Linked DNA regions of Mus musculus: region 2 is linked to region 1. The links are chromatin contacts, found by Hi-C or POLR2A ChIA-PET in ENCODE. All regions are on one chromosome and are shown on one strand. Each heading gives the region's core, a stretch centred on a gene start or an enhancer-like site at or near the end of the contact. The rest is flanking DNA. Distances are from core to core; before and after follow the strand shown.

The links. A loop is a pair of places that touch in the nucleus more often than their neighbours do. ChIA-PET counts read pairs that join two places held with the same protein, here RNA polymerase II (POLR2A).
Region 2: a map of T-helper 17 cell shows a loop between it and region 1 (1.9-fold over the local background). The contact joins the promoter of Hcar2 here to the enhancer-like site in region 1. A Hi-C loop is called at or near these places in 1 of 37 maps with a recorded cell type or tissue (T-helper 17 cell). POLR2A ChIA-PET finds 5 or more read pairs at or near these places in 1 of 5 experiments (embryonic stem cell).

What each region holds. Positions count from the first base shown.
Region 1 is chr5:123,345,932-123,352,128 of GRCm38, forward strand. It overlaps Bcl7a (B cell CLL/lymphoma 7A), which reads left to right. Exons shown (of 6, transcript NM_029850.3): 2 at 5,936-6,017. Among named protein-coding and RNA genes, the nearest start is that of Gm15860, 3.9 kb to the left of the region's middle. Within about 2 kb of position 4,594, at least 1 of the 3 ENCODE cell types and tissues checked has a DNase peak (open chromatin) inside an H3K27ac peak, as active enhancers do.
Region 2 is chr5:123,862,126-123,868,521 of GRCm38, forward strand. Hcar2 (hydroxycarboxylic acid receptor 2) reads right to left here and starts at 3,391. Exons shown (of 1, transcript NM_030701.3): 1 at 1,445-3,391. The coding sequence starts at 3,313. The coding sequence ends at 2,231.

The DNA of each region.
Region 1 (6,197 bases), core at 3,344-5,843:
TTTTTTTTTTGGGGGGGGGGGTCATTTCTTGAGTAACGCCTCTGTTGTTGTTGTCCTTTTTTTTTTTTTAAACACTACTGGGGACCTGTCTCCGGTTTGATGGTGTCACAAGTTAGCTGTCCTTTCAGAGTGAAACCCAACAAAAAAGGCAACGAGAAAAATCAATAAAGTCCACGTGCTCCCGGGCCTCCTATGGAAAGGGCTGTCTGCGGATGGCCGGATGCCCGCCGTGGGCTGGGTTTGGCTCCAATGGGACAAAGAATTTTCACAACCGTGAGAAGGGGAGGCTTTCCAAAGTTGAGATCCAAGTCCTGGGTGCCGGGGAGCTCCCCGCTGAGCAGGGCGACCAGTGCCCAACTGCAGCCATTTAAAAATGGCAGAAACAGCTGCAGGCCAAAACACAGGAAAACCAGCACCTTGGCCCCTCTCCTGTGGGACTCTCAAGGGAAGGCTGGGGTGGCACCCCTCCCTGGCCTCAGTCCCCGGTGCAAAGAAAGAACTGATAGCAGGGCAAGAGTCCCTTCTGTCTGTCACCCGCCTGGAGGGTAGAAAGGGGCCGGTGTAAGCTCCCTTTCTGGTCCTGGAGCCGTGACAGCTGCGGCTGGGTCTGCCAGCTGCTCTGCTGGGCGGGCAGATGGAGGGTTGGGGCTTTCCACCCTGCGGGCCCCAGAGCAGCAGGCCTGGAGGCTTCATCTTCCATGCTAGCGGGTTCACAGCCTGCCAAGCCTGGGAGTGCAGTGGGGGATGTGGCCGCTTTCTACCCTATGTTCTTTTGGGAGAAATAAGTATATCATGACCTCTAAAGACTCCAGGCCTTTTGGGATCTCCTGCATGAGTTTCTACTTCACTTCCTAGCAGTGACCTTGGGCAAAATACGAAACTCAGTTCCTTGACTCTGTCAACTAGGGGACTCCGGGCCCCCCCTCCCCTTCCAGAGCTGTTGAGGACTGGCTAGTCCGGTAGAGTCACTGGAGTACACAGGGGCCCTTATGTAAGGTGGACTTTGTAGAAATTTTGATTTGCTTCCCTCCCCATCTTAAATAGAGACGGAGGGGTCTTCCTTGAGTCATTAAATCTGGTCTTGCCCTGTCTGTAACAGCAATCTTGCAATCAACCCCTGAAGGCTTTGGGGGTTGTTTATTAACCGTGGGCACCAACCATGCATTTCACCACTGGCTAGGACATGGGGCTGCCAGAAATGAAAATGAAAAAACACAGAACATCCAGGTAAATTTGAATTTCAGATAAACAACAAAGTGATTTTTAAAAAATAAACCGTTCCCCCTGGGTGCGTGCCTATAACCTTTGGACTTGTAAGGTAGAGGCAGGAGAACCAGGTGTTCAAGGCTAGCCTCAGCTACATACTGAGCTCAAGGCTAGCCTGATCTACATTCAAGCTTGTCTCAAAAATATAAATTAAATAAAAAATAAAATGAATGCACAGGGCTCTGGGTTTTGTCCTTAGACTGTACACACACACAAAACACACACACACACACACCCCTTTATGTAAGTAGTATATCCCATGAAATATTTGAGACACATGCCAAAAAGTTATCCATTTATCTGAAATATTCAGAATCAGTGAGGAACTCTGTATTTTATGTAGAGGAGAGCTAAGGTGTCTGGTATTCCATCCGGCCTGAAAGCCCAGGGAGGTATTTTTTTTTAATACCCCTACCCTTCCTCTGCCCTGCAGAAGAAGCCGGCATGACCTGCGCACTGCCCCACCCACAGTTTGCAGCTTCCACTCCTTCCCCTTCTGCCTGGTGTCCCAGCAGAGCAGGTTAGTGGGGGTGTAAGGTAGCCAGAAGATGGCTGAGGGAGAACAATGTGGTAGGTCCCTTTTTGGGTCAGGCTTGGGAGGCCCAGTGGGAGGGAAAAAGACAAAGGGAGGTCAGAGCTTTCACGGTAGACACCCGTCTAGGACCTGTCATCTTGGTCCAGGAAGTCCTTTAGCAACTTGACATAAGTACAGAATGGCTAGTTTGGGGGTGGGGGTGGGGCTTTCCACCCATCCTTGAGAAGTGCCCTCTGAGGTGGACCCAGACCGGATTAGGATGAGGACAGGTCTCCAAGGTGACAATGACTAGTCCTGTAGTGAATATACAAAGGGATTTAGAGCTCTTTGGAGTCAGCCAGCAACCCCCCCCCCCACTCATCAGCCCTAGACCCAGTAGAGCGCTGGAAAATCACCTTGGCCTTGAGAATCTGAGATGGACTCTGGAGTTTACATGAGAGCCTGAGCTGGGGGCTGGAGAGATGGCTCAGCAGTTAAGAGCACTGACTGTTCCTCCAGAGGTCCTGAGATCAACTCCAAGCAACCACATGGCTCACAACCATCTGTAATGGGATCTGATGCCCTCTTCTGGTGTGTCTGAAGACAGTGACAGTGTGCTGATACACCTCAAATAAATTAATTAAAAAAAAAAAAAAGAGCCCGAGCTGGGCAAGCACTTTGGAGCTATATTCTTACATCGGGGACTCCATGTCATCCTTTTATCTCAGGAGCACAAGGCAGAGGAGGTACAGAAGCCAGGCTAGTTGTGGTGGAAGCAAGAGGACTCAGGCTCTGTGTAGAGTCGTTCTGTGGCTAGGATGAGATGCAACTTGGTGGTCAAAGTGAATGCCTCCATGTGGTACGAGGTGGGGGCTGGGAGGGAGCCAGTGTTTGTCATCTGGAGCAAGCTGTGGCTCCCAGGAGGACTGTGGGCTGCAGATCTTGTTTTGAGAGTAGCCAAAAATCTGGATTGTTAGGTTTTCTCTCTCCTGCTTTGGCAATTGAGTCAACTTTTTTTTTTTTTTTTTTTTTTTTTTGAGACAGGGTTTCTCTGTATAGCCTGGGCTGTCCTGGAACTCACTCTGTTGACCAAGCTGGCCTTGAACTCAGAAATCTGCCTGCCTCTGCCTCCCACGTGCTGGGATTAAAGGCGTGCGCCATCACAGCCTGGCTTGAATCTACTTTTTAAAAGTACCACGAGGGTAAACAAGATGTACCTGTTGGCCCCTTGCTGGCCGCCCTTGCTGTAAGATGATGGGAGCTGTCTAGTCCCTTCACCATGGGAGCAGCCAGCTGTGTGTGTTCCCCCATGGTGGGCTGCAGCACTTGGAGGAGATCTGAGCTGCTGCCTTTAGCCAGAGCCTTTGTGAGAGCCAAGTCCCAGGTCAGAGGTCAACCCCAAGGTCAGGTTCTACTTCAGTGTTTGAAGGCTCTATTACCTTTTTTTGTTGTTGTTGTTTATTTTGGTTTATTTTGTGTGTGTGCACGTATGGGAGGGAGCACACTCACAGGTGTTATGATGCAGGTGTGGAGGTCAGAAGACAACTAGTGACCATGTCAGTTCTGAGCATCTAACTCAGGTTATCCAGTGCCTTTATCCACCACCTACTTAGCCGTCTCACCAGACCCTGTTATTGTTGTTGTTGTTATTATTATTATTAATCTCATTGTGTAGTTTAGAGCCACACCTGGGACCTAGAATTAACAATCCTGCCTAAGTCTCCGAGGGTACAGGAATCTCTCAGGATCTCGGGGTACTAGAATGATGTACTGTGACCCCCCAGCTCTCAAGGTCAAGTTCATAACTCTTGCCTCTGCTCCCAAGCCCTCCCCCATCAGTGTCCATACCTAGTAATAGTGCTTTGTACTCCAGTGAGGAGGTCATTGGCTGGGGAAGAAGGAGTCAGTGTGTATTTGGTAGCCCCTAATGCCTGGTACTTCAGACATTCACCTCTGTTCCTGTCACCTTGGAAGGCCCAAAGCTCTGGCATGCTTTCTAGCCTGAACTGTGGCCTTATGTTACAAGTTAATTACTTAAATTATTATTAATAATAATAATAACACACTCAGATTTTTTTACTTGGTTGATTTAATTGGGCTCAGACTAAGGAAGCTAGTCAGAACCTTGTTGGTACATATTTTTTTTTTTTTTTTGGTAAAGATTTATTTATTATTATTTTATTTTATTTCATTTTTAGGTTTTTCGAGACAGGGTTTCTCTGTGTAGCCCTGGTTGTCCTGGAAGTCACTCTGTAGACCAGGCTGGCCTTGAACTCAGAAATCTGCCTGCCTCTGCCTCCCAAGTGCTGGGATTAAAGGTGTGCACCACCACGCCTGGCTGATTTATTTATTATTATATCTAAGTACACTGTAGCTGTCTTCAGACACACCAGAAGAGGGCGTCAGATCTCATTATGAGTAGTTGTGAGCCACCATGTGGTTGCTGGGATTTGAACTCGGGACCTTTGGAAGAGTGCTCTTTACCACTGAGCCATCTCTCCAGCCCTTGTTGGTATATATTGAGTGACTTTTGGCTGTTTAGGTTTTAAAAGTTTCTGGACTGCTTCTTTTCTCCTCTGTACAGTGTGTTCCTCTCTTGTCCTTTTACTAATCTCAGAGAAGGGTTGTATAGCTCGGCCTCTAGGACACAGGGGCATCAGGATTGTGTCTCTACCTGTCACTGAGGTCATTCCTGGTAATAACTTTGTCCCTCCAAGTACCTTCTGATTATCCTGAGTGGAGAGTAAAAGCTTGGGCCTGTGGCTTGTGCGCTCGCTCGCTCTGCCTCCAGGAGGCAGGAGAGGGATGGGAGAGAGACAGACATCTGTCTTCACTTCAAGCTTCCCCTGCTAAAAGGAGCGTGGGCGGGGCCTTTGGAAAGCAGGCCATGCCACCGAGGGTTTGGATTCTCACTGAGTTCTGAGTTCACCTCCTCAGGTCTCACTTCCTTGATCTGTCGGGTGGAGAAGGTGACGCCTGCTGCCACAGACGGTCATGTAAACATGAGAGTATGTGGGCCTGGTGCTTGGCATGTGGCACATGGAACTACACATGGTCGGTTTCCTTTAACAGTGCGAGCCAGGGTGTCAGTGATAACAGGATCATGGAGACCTGAGTGGCAGTTGGTGGGTGGGAAGTGTATGGTTTGGTTATGGTTGTCTTTGAGTGTGTTTGCCTCTGCTTCCCACCCCCACCCTGAAAGGCTCAGTGGCGACATGGCAGAGACTATAATGTATCACAGTATAAATGAGGGGAAGTCCATAGGTTAGGTTTGGGTGGAGAAGCCAAGGTCCTCATAACTGTAGTCCTACGTAGCAGTGGGACTGTTGTATTGAATTGAGATTGCAGCCCTGACTCCCCAGCTCTAGCTTCCCAAATCAGCTGGGTTACTTGCTAAACTCAGTAAGACTTGAGGCTGCCTCCCTAAGATGGCCACGTTGGAGCCTAGACTGTTGGGGTTCAAACCCCAGCCCTGCCCCTGTGTGTTCACCCCTCTCCGGGTACGTGGCCTCTAAATATCTAGAGCAAGAAATGGTACCATATAACCGAAGTTGGTGGCCATAGTAATAGTCTATAGAAAATGGCCGTGGCTTGGGGAGGGCATAATTATTATCCTTGATAAAGCCATTCGCCCCCTTTCCTTCTCACTGCTTGTATTTTCCTCCTCCTCATCTGCAAGCCTGTCTCTCTCAACTGGGCACTTGGCTTCTATCCTGTGGGAGTTTAGAGACCAGGGGTTCATGAGACCAGGGGTCCATGCAGAGCCTTGACTGAAGGACAGGTACAAGGAATTGTCCTCACAAGACCAGGCTCAGCCTACTTCTCAGCACCCAGCCCACCCAACTCCCCACCCCCATGCCCATGAACTGTTCTGAAGGGGAGCTGCCAGGAGGGTCGGGTGCTTGCTTGCTTTCTGGATCCCAGAAGGGAAGGGAGCACGAATCTTATGTGGGCCAAGTGACTTTCCCAGGGGCCTCGGTCAGTCGGCAAGGACAGAGCTGGGATTCCAGCCATATCTGTGTGATCAAAGCTTGTTGTCTTAGCCCCAGGGCTACGAAGTCATCACTTTGTAGCTGTGACCTCTGCCACCCTCTCCCCTTAAGCAGAGTCCTGTACAAAGCCCCCTGGTTATGGGTTCTTCCTCATTCCCTGCAGGGAGAAGAAATGGGTGACCGTTGGCGATACATCCCTACGAATCTACAAGTGGGTCCCTGTGACGGAGCCAAAGGTTGATGATGTGAGTATGTAGGGCGGTTGTGTCCTCATTTCCTCCCCACTACAGAGAGAAAGGCTCTGTTGCCGACCACTGGCCTGGGGACCTGAGGCCAAATTGCTCAGAAAGCACGGAGCCCAGCTGAAGCCTAGAAAAGCCACTGGACCTGTGTCCTCATCCCTCTATAATTTTTCTCCAGAACCT
Region 2 (6,396 bases), core at 2,141-4,640, 510 kb after region 1:
CTTTATATGCCTCAGTACAAAGGAATGCCAGGGCCAAGAAGTGGGAGTGGGTGGGGGAGCGGGTGGGGGACTTTTGGGATAGCATTGTAAATGTAAAAGAAATAAATACCCAATTAAAAAAAAAGAAATGAAAGTTAATCCATGTTTTGAAATGCTTATTCCAAATTACCTGCTTTCTAAATCTATTCATTCAAATATTTATTATACTACATTGTATATCATAACGGCATAAGAATTATCAGCTAATAAAATATAACATATGAAAAAAAAAAGGAGACTCATACCCAACACATTCCTTGTTACCTCAGGACCTTTGCTCTCACTCCCCTCCCTGTGCCCCCCCACCCCCAGCCCAGAGGTTTTCATACCTTGCTCTGTCTAGTTAATCCTGGCTCAACTCAATATCACTTCCTCCTGGAGGCCCTCCCAGTCATCCCCACCCTAGCCACCCTCTCTGTTCCCATAGTCACACCTGGCTGGTTTCACAACACCTGTTGCTTTTCAGCCATGATCTTTTCTTCATTCCTGCCTGCCTCCCTGCCTTGAATTTGGGTTCAATGTGACGAAGACCATCTATCTGCTTAACTCCTGGCCGTATTGCCACCACCCAGAACGGTGTCTGGCGCACAGTTGCTGTTCAACACACAAAAACCAAACAAATGAATGTCAACTGTTAACTCCGATCGATCAAGGACCAGGAGTTTCACCACCAGGTTCCCCGTGATTCATGGGGAAATCCCTGCTTGGCTCGGAGCTTCTGTCTGCCGCCTTCCAGAAGAAGGCAAACCCTGCTTTTAAATTCCCACTTGTAGGAGCCGAAGGTAATAAGAGACAGAAAACTGGGAACACTTGAACTAAGAGACACTTCATCTGTCTGTCCCTGGTTTCTTGCCATCTACCGAGGGCTGAGAAATTAGAGTATCTGAATTCTTAATCTGTATCCAGCTCGGGAGGAAAAAAAAAAAAAGCCTCATCTTGCCAAAGGATCTAGGAGGGACAGAAACTGGAAATGAAAGTACAACAGAAACTTCTTGTTTCTCAACTGGCACGATGCAACCTGGTACATCTCCTTTCTGGCTCTAAACTGGGAACTGAAACCATTCCATAGGAAGCTCCTCTTCCTTCTCCTAGGGGTGGAAAAAAAAAGCCCACTCTGGTCTGATTCTTTTTTTAATATACAGCTATTAATAGCAATGTTCACCGAACTGCAAAGGGAAGAACTCCGCTGTAAACTTTTCGGTATAGCCTTTAAAACCTAACTACCTTACATATTCCCCACCGGTGCCGTTCCCCTTGGCTGTCTCAAGGCAGGGCTCTTCTGCACCCTTCTGTGTTTTTGCAGTATACTAGATCTTCCTGCTAGGATACAGTTCATAACCCAGGTCTTAAGTAAGAAGACCGTTTCTGTGAACCCTAACCCAGACAAAATGCTGCAGCAGCCTGTGTCTCCTGTCGAAATTTATTGAAATGGTAGATGTTAAAGTACAGAAACCCAAGTAATGAACCGCCCCCCCCCCCCCAACCATGGACACAGTTGAATTCCTTTTACTAAGAAACGCAGACAGAGGAGGGAAGCCACTGTTTCCCCAAAGCCTTTTAAAGCTCAGCTGAATTTGTTATTGTTTCTCTCCAGCACTGAGTTCAGTCCCTCCTGGGGCTAACCCCCTCTTACCACCTTTGGAGACTTGGAGAACAATCAAATCTTTTGCATCTCCTCCCCTCTTTAGCATTTCTGCTAAAGTCTGGCTGAAAGGTATACTGGTCCCACCGAACACAAGTGACCAACTGGCTTATCAGTGACATCTGGGTAGAGATCCCCTCCAGTTTCGTGGATCTCCTTGTCCTCACTGGGGCCCACGGACAGGCTAGGTAGGACCCTAGGACGAAGAGCCATCCGTGACTTTGAGCAGAACTGAGGTGTGTCTGGGTGCATCTGGGACTCAAACTCTGCAGGACTCTGTCTTCTTCAGTCCTGTAAGCTTGGAAGGCTGAGAAGTTTCCACTGTCTGGAAACTCTGCTTTCTGTTCCTCTGAGATTTTCTATGGCTGCACCTCGCAACCAAAACTGCTCACTGCACCACGCCGTTTCTCTAAATTCGATTCTCCGAATCTAGAAGTTCCAAGAAAGCGTAAGCCAAATCTGAAGATGTTACCCTGTTCAACGAACGGCCAAATCGCCTCTCCAGAGAGCACAGGCCTGAGCGGCAATCTCCCTTCTTGTCATAGTAACTTAACGAGATGTGGAAGCCAGATAAGGGGGGCTGCCTGGCTCACTGGGGTCAGCCATTAGCGCCCCTGGAATACTTCTGGTTGTGCTGGGGTCCCCCGTGAGCTCCACACTAGTGCTTCGGTTATTATCGGGTTCACCCAATGTTTTCTTTCGAAGGCAGCGGTTGATACACGTGGAGAAGAAGTTGGGGAAAGATGGGCTGGAGAAATAGTAGACCACAGGGTCCAGCATGCTGTTCATGTAGGTAAAGCTAAGGGTGGTAAAGAAAGCCAGGTCCACCGAGGAGTAGATGTCACAGTTGCGTACGTTATATTTGTAGAGAAGCCAGAAGATGCGGATGCGCACAGCCACACTGGGTAGGAAGCAAATGATGAATACAATAGCCACCACCATGATGAAGTTGATGGCCCTCTTGATCTTGGCATGTCTGTCCATCTGTCTCTGCCTCAGGCTCCAGATGATCCTGCCTGAGCAGAACAAGATGATGGCCAGGGGCAAGAAGAATTCCAAGAGGAACATAGCATCGTGCCACCTGAAGTTGTAACAGATGCTGAAGCTGCTACACAGATATGCCTCGCCATTTTTGGTCATCATGTTTGTATAGAGGAGGTGGACAGTCAGGCCGATGGTGAGACCCCACAAGAAGCAAGAAATGATGGCCGCCGTCCGGTTGGAGATCTTGTTCAAGAAGTGGTGTGGATGGACCACCCGGAAGTAGCGGTCCACAGCCACCACGGTGAGGAAGATGATGCTGCCCTGTCGGTTCATAGCCAACATGAAGAGCATCACACGGCAGGGGATGCCTCCGAACCTCCAGTCCCAGTTATGGACATAGTTGTCCGTCAGGAACGGCAGGCAGATGATCAGGAGAAAGTCAGCCACGGCCAAGTTGAACAAGAAAATCCGGCTGGATTTCCAGGACTTGAGGTGGAAACAGAAAATCCACAAGGCAAGGCCATTGCCCAGGAGTCCGAACACAAATTCCAGCCCCAACACCGGTGGCAAGACCTTGGCGATGTTTTCATCTCGGAACACACAGCAGTTCTTGCCGTTTATCACTAGAAAATGGTCTGACTTGCTCATGAGTGGATCTGGCCAGTCCAGCTTCAGAGTGCCTCACCTAGCGAAGGCTCAAGGCGAGTGTGTGTCTGTGTGGTGAACGTGTGGTTCAGCCCTCGGCTTTATGTCATGTCAGGGTGTTGAAAGAGATGACTGAATGGTTACCAGGAAACTACGAAATCATTTAAAAAAAAAAAAGGCTAGCAAGGCTCTTATGCAACTTACTGTTTGCATAAACAAGTAATAAAAAAAAAGTCCCCTGGGCAGACGGGAACCCACAAATTTTTCTAAACGTAAAGGATAAGTTTAGGCAAGCCGACTGTCAGAGGTGGACGAGTCAGATCTGAGGGCATTCCTTCTGAAGGCTGCAGGCATGCATGCTGGCTAGGTGATTGGCCTCGGAGAATCCATTCACTGCAATTTGCTTAGCTGACAATAATTAATAAATTAACAAGGGCAGTAACCATGCACTGTGCTAAAAGAACAGTCAGGCTTTCCAGGAGCAGTAAGAGTTCGTGTGAAATTCTACTATGCATTGGTAATGTGGATACGGTTTCCTCTGTCTGTCTGTCTGTCTGTCTCTGTCTCCCCCACCTCCTTGTTTTCTTTCTAGGATTTATTTTTATTTTTGCATGCCTGTCTATGTGGCTATGTACATACAACAACAGCCCCAGAGGCTATTGGATGCCCTGGAGCTAGAGTTATAAGACAGTTGTCATCCACCCCAATGTGGGGATAGGGAGCTTAATGCAGGTCCTCTGCAGGAGCAGCGGGTGCTCCTAACCCCCAACTCAGTTCTCTAGCGCCGTGCTCTTTTTCCTTTTTTCCTTCCTCTCAGATAGATGTCTCCTCTTGTTACGTCTCCCAAGCTGGCTTCTCCATCTTCCTGCTTCTTCTTCCCGAGTGCTGGGATTGCAGACACAGCGCCTGGATGTGTGGTATTCGTAGAAATGGCTCTGATTTCAAGCCTCAAGAGGGTGCAGAAAGATAACATTTCCTTTCTCTCTCTTTTTTTTAAAGTGTGATTAAGTGTCATCTTACAGAGTATCTACCATTGACTATCTACTTTGAGTTTGAAATTAGAAATTGGAAATTTGCCAGGTGGTAGTGGTGCATACCTTTAATCCCAGTACTCGGCAGGCGAAAGCAGGTAGATCTCTGAATTTACCTGCTCTACAGATCGAGTTCCAAGACAGCCAGGGCTAGACAGAGAAACTGTCTCAAAAAAAAAAAAAAAAAAAAAAAAAAAGAGGAAATGTGTCCCTTTAGCTGCCTACCCAAATCCTCAATGGCATTTGACGGACCTTGTAGTCTAGACTCAGGGTGACCTGATCTTGGATCCTATAGGATCAGGATACTTCATGGAGACTGTGACAATGAAGATGACAACTTTGAGATTGGTGGTGCCCACATTGCAGTTTCCAGTGTTCCAAATTCCATGTCTTGAAACTCCATGTTTGCCCATTTTTTTCAAGATTGATTTATTTATTTTTATGTATATGAGTATACTGTAGCTGTACAGATAGCTGTGAGCTATCATATGGTTGTTGGGAATTGAACTCAGGACCTCAGCTCGTTCCAGCCCCGCTTGCTCCGGCCCAAAGATTTATTTATTATTATATGTAAGAGCAATCTAGCTGTCTTCAAATGCACCAGAAGAGGGCATCAGATCTCATTATGGATGGTGGTGAGCCATGTGGTTGCTAGGATTTGAACTCAGGACCTTCGGAAGAGTAGTCAGTCCTCTTAACCTCTGAGCCATCTCTCCAATATTGTTTTTTTGTTTGTTTATTTTGTTTTGTTTTGTTTTTTGGTTTTGGGTTTCTGTTTGTTTGTTTGTTTTCAAGGCAGGATTTCTCTGTGTAGCCCTGGTTGTCCTGGAACTCATTCTGTAGACCAGACTGGCCTCAAACTCAGAAATCCCCTGGTCTCTGCCTCCCAAGTGCTGGTATAATATTGTATTTTTTAAAAGACTTTTTGAAACATGTATTTTTTTTAAATTGGGAGAGAGAGAGAGTCTGTGTGTCTGTGTGTTTGTGTGTCTGTCTGTGTATATATGCATGTGAATACAGGTGCCCTCGGAGACCAGCAGAAGGTGCCAGGTTCCCTGAGGCAGGAGTTGCAGATGGATATGAGTTACCTGATGTGGATGCTAGAAATTGAATTCAAGTTCTCAGCAAGAACAAGTGCTCTTAACTGAGACGGACATCTCCAGCCCCTTAAACAGGCTTCTGAGACAGCATCTCCCTATGTATCTCAGGCTGGCCTGGCCTCACTGCTGGCCACGATTGTCCTGTGTGCACGGAGTGCTGGGATTACAGGCTTATGACACGAACCCAGATCACTGCCTCTTCCTCTGCAATTGCCTTGAATGTTAGCTGGCATTGGCACTTGCTTGCCTTACTGCCTGTGGGTGCTGGTAACCCTTCCTCCTGGATAAATGTGAACTTACTGAGGGCATGTGTTTTGGCTTGAAAGTAAAAGAGCCCCTGCAGGCTCCCAGGTTTGGAGCACTTGGTCCCCAGCACCTGACACTGTTTTGCAAGCCTGGAGAACTCTGAGGATGGAAGCTGGTAGAGACCAATCACTAGGCCTGGAAAGTTATATCCACTTTAGGTTGAGGTCGGCGCTCCTCTCCCTCCAGGTCCAGGCCTGAGGCACCACAGACTGGGCTGCTTGATGTCACAATGGACTGTGACACACCAAAACAGATCTCTTCTAAGTTGTTTTTGTCTGGTATTTGGTCACAACAACAACAACAACAACAACATGAAAGTAACCCACACAACACCCCTGAAGTAATCCTATGGGGTTTGATGAACTGGAGAGAAACAACTAGCCCTGATTGTTGCTGGCATCCAGAATCTGAAAGGGAGTCTCCTTCTTAAGTTTTAGAATTGTATAAATGTGTGTGTGTGTGTGTGTGTGTGTGTGCGCGTGCGTGCGCGCGCGCGCGCAGTAACTGAAGGCTGACTGTGAGTGGCTTCTTGAGCTGTTGTTGCCCACAGAACTCATTGTCTGGCCAGCCAATCCCAAGAGTCACTTGTCTTGACCCCACCAACCAGCACGGGGACTACAGACACGCATCACCATGCCCGACTTCATAG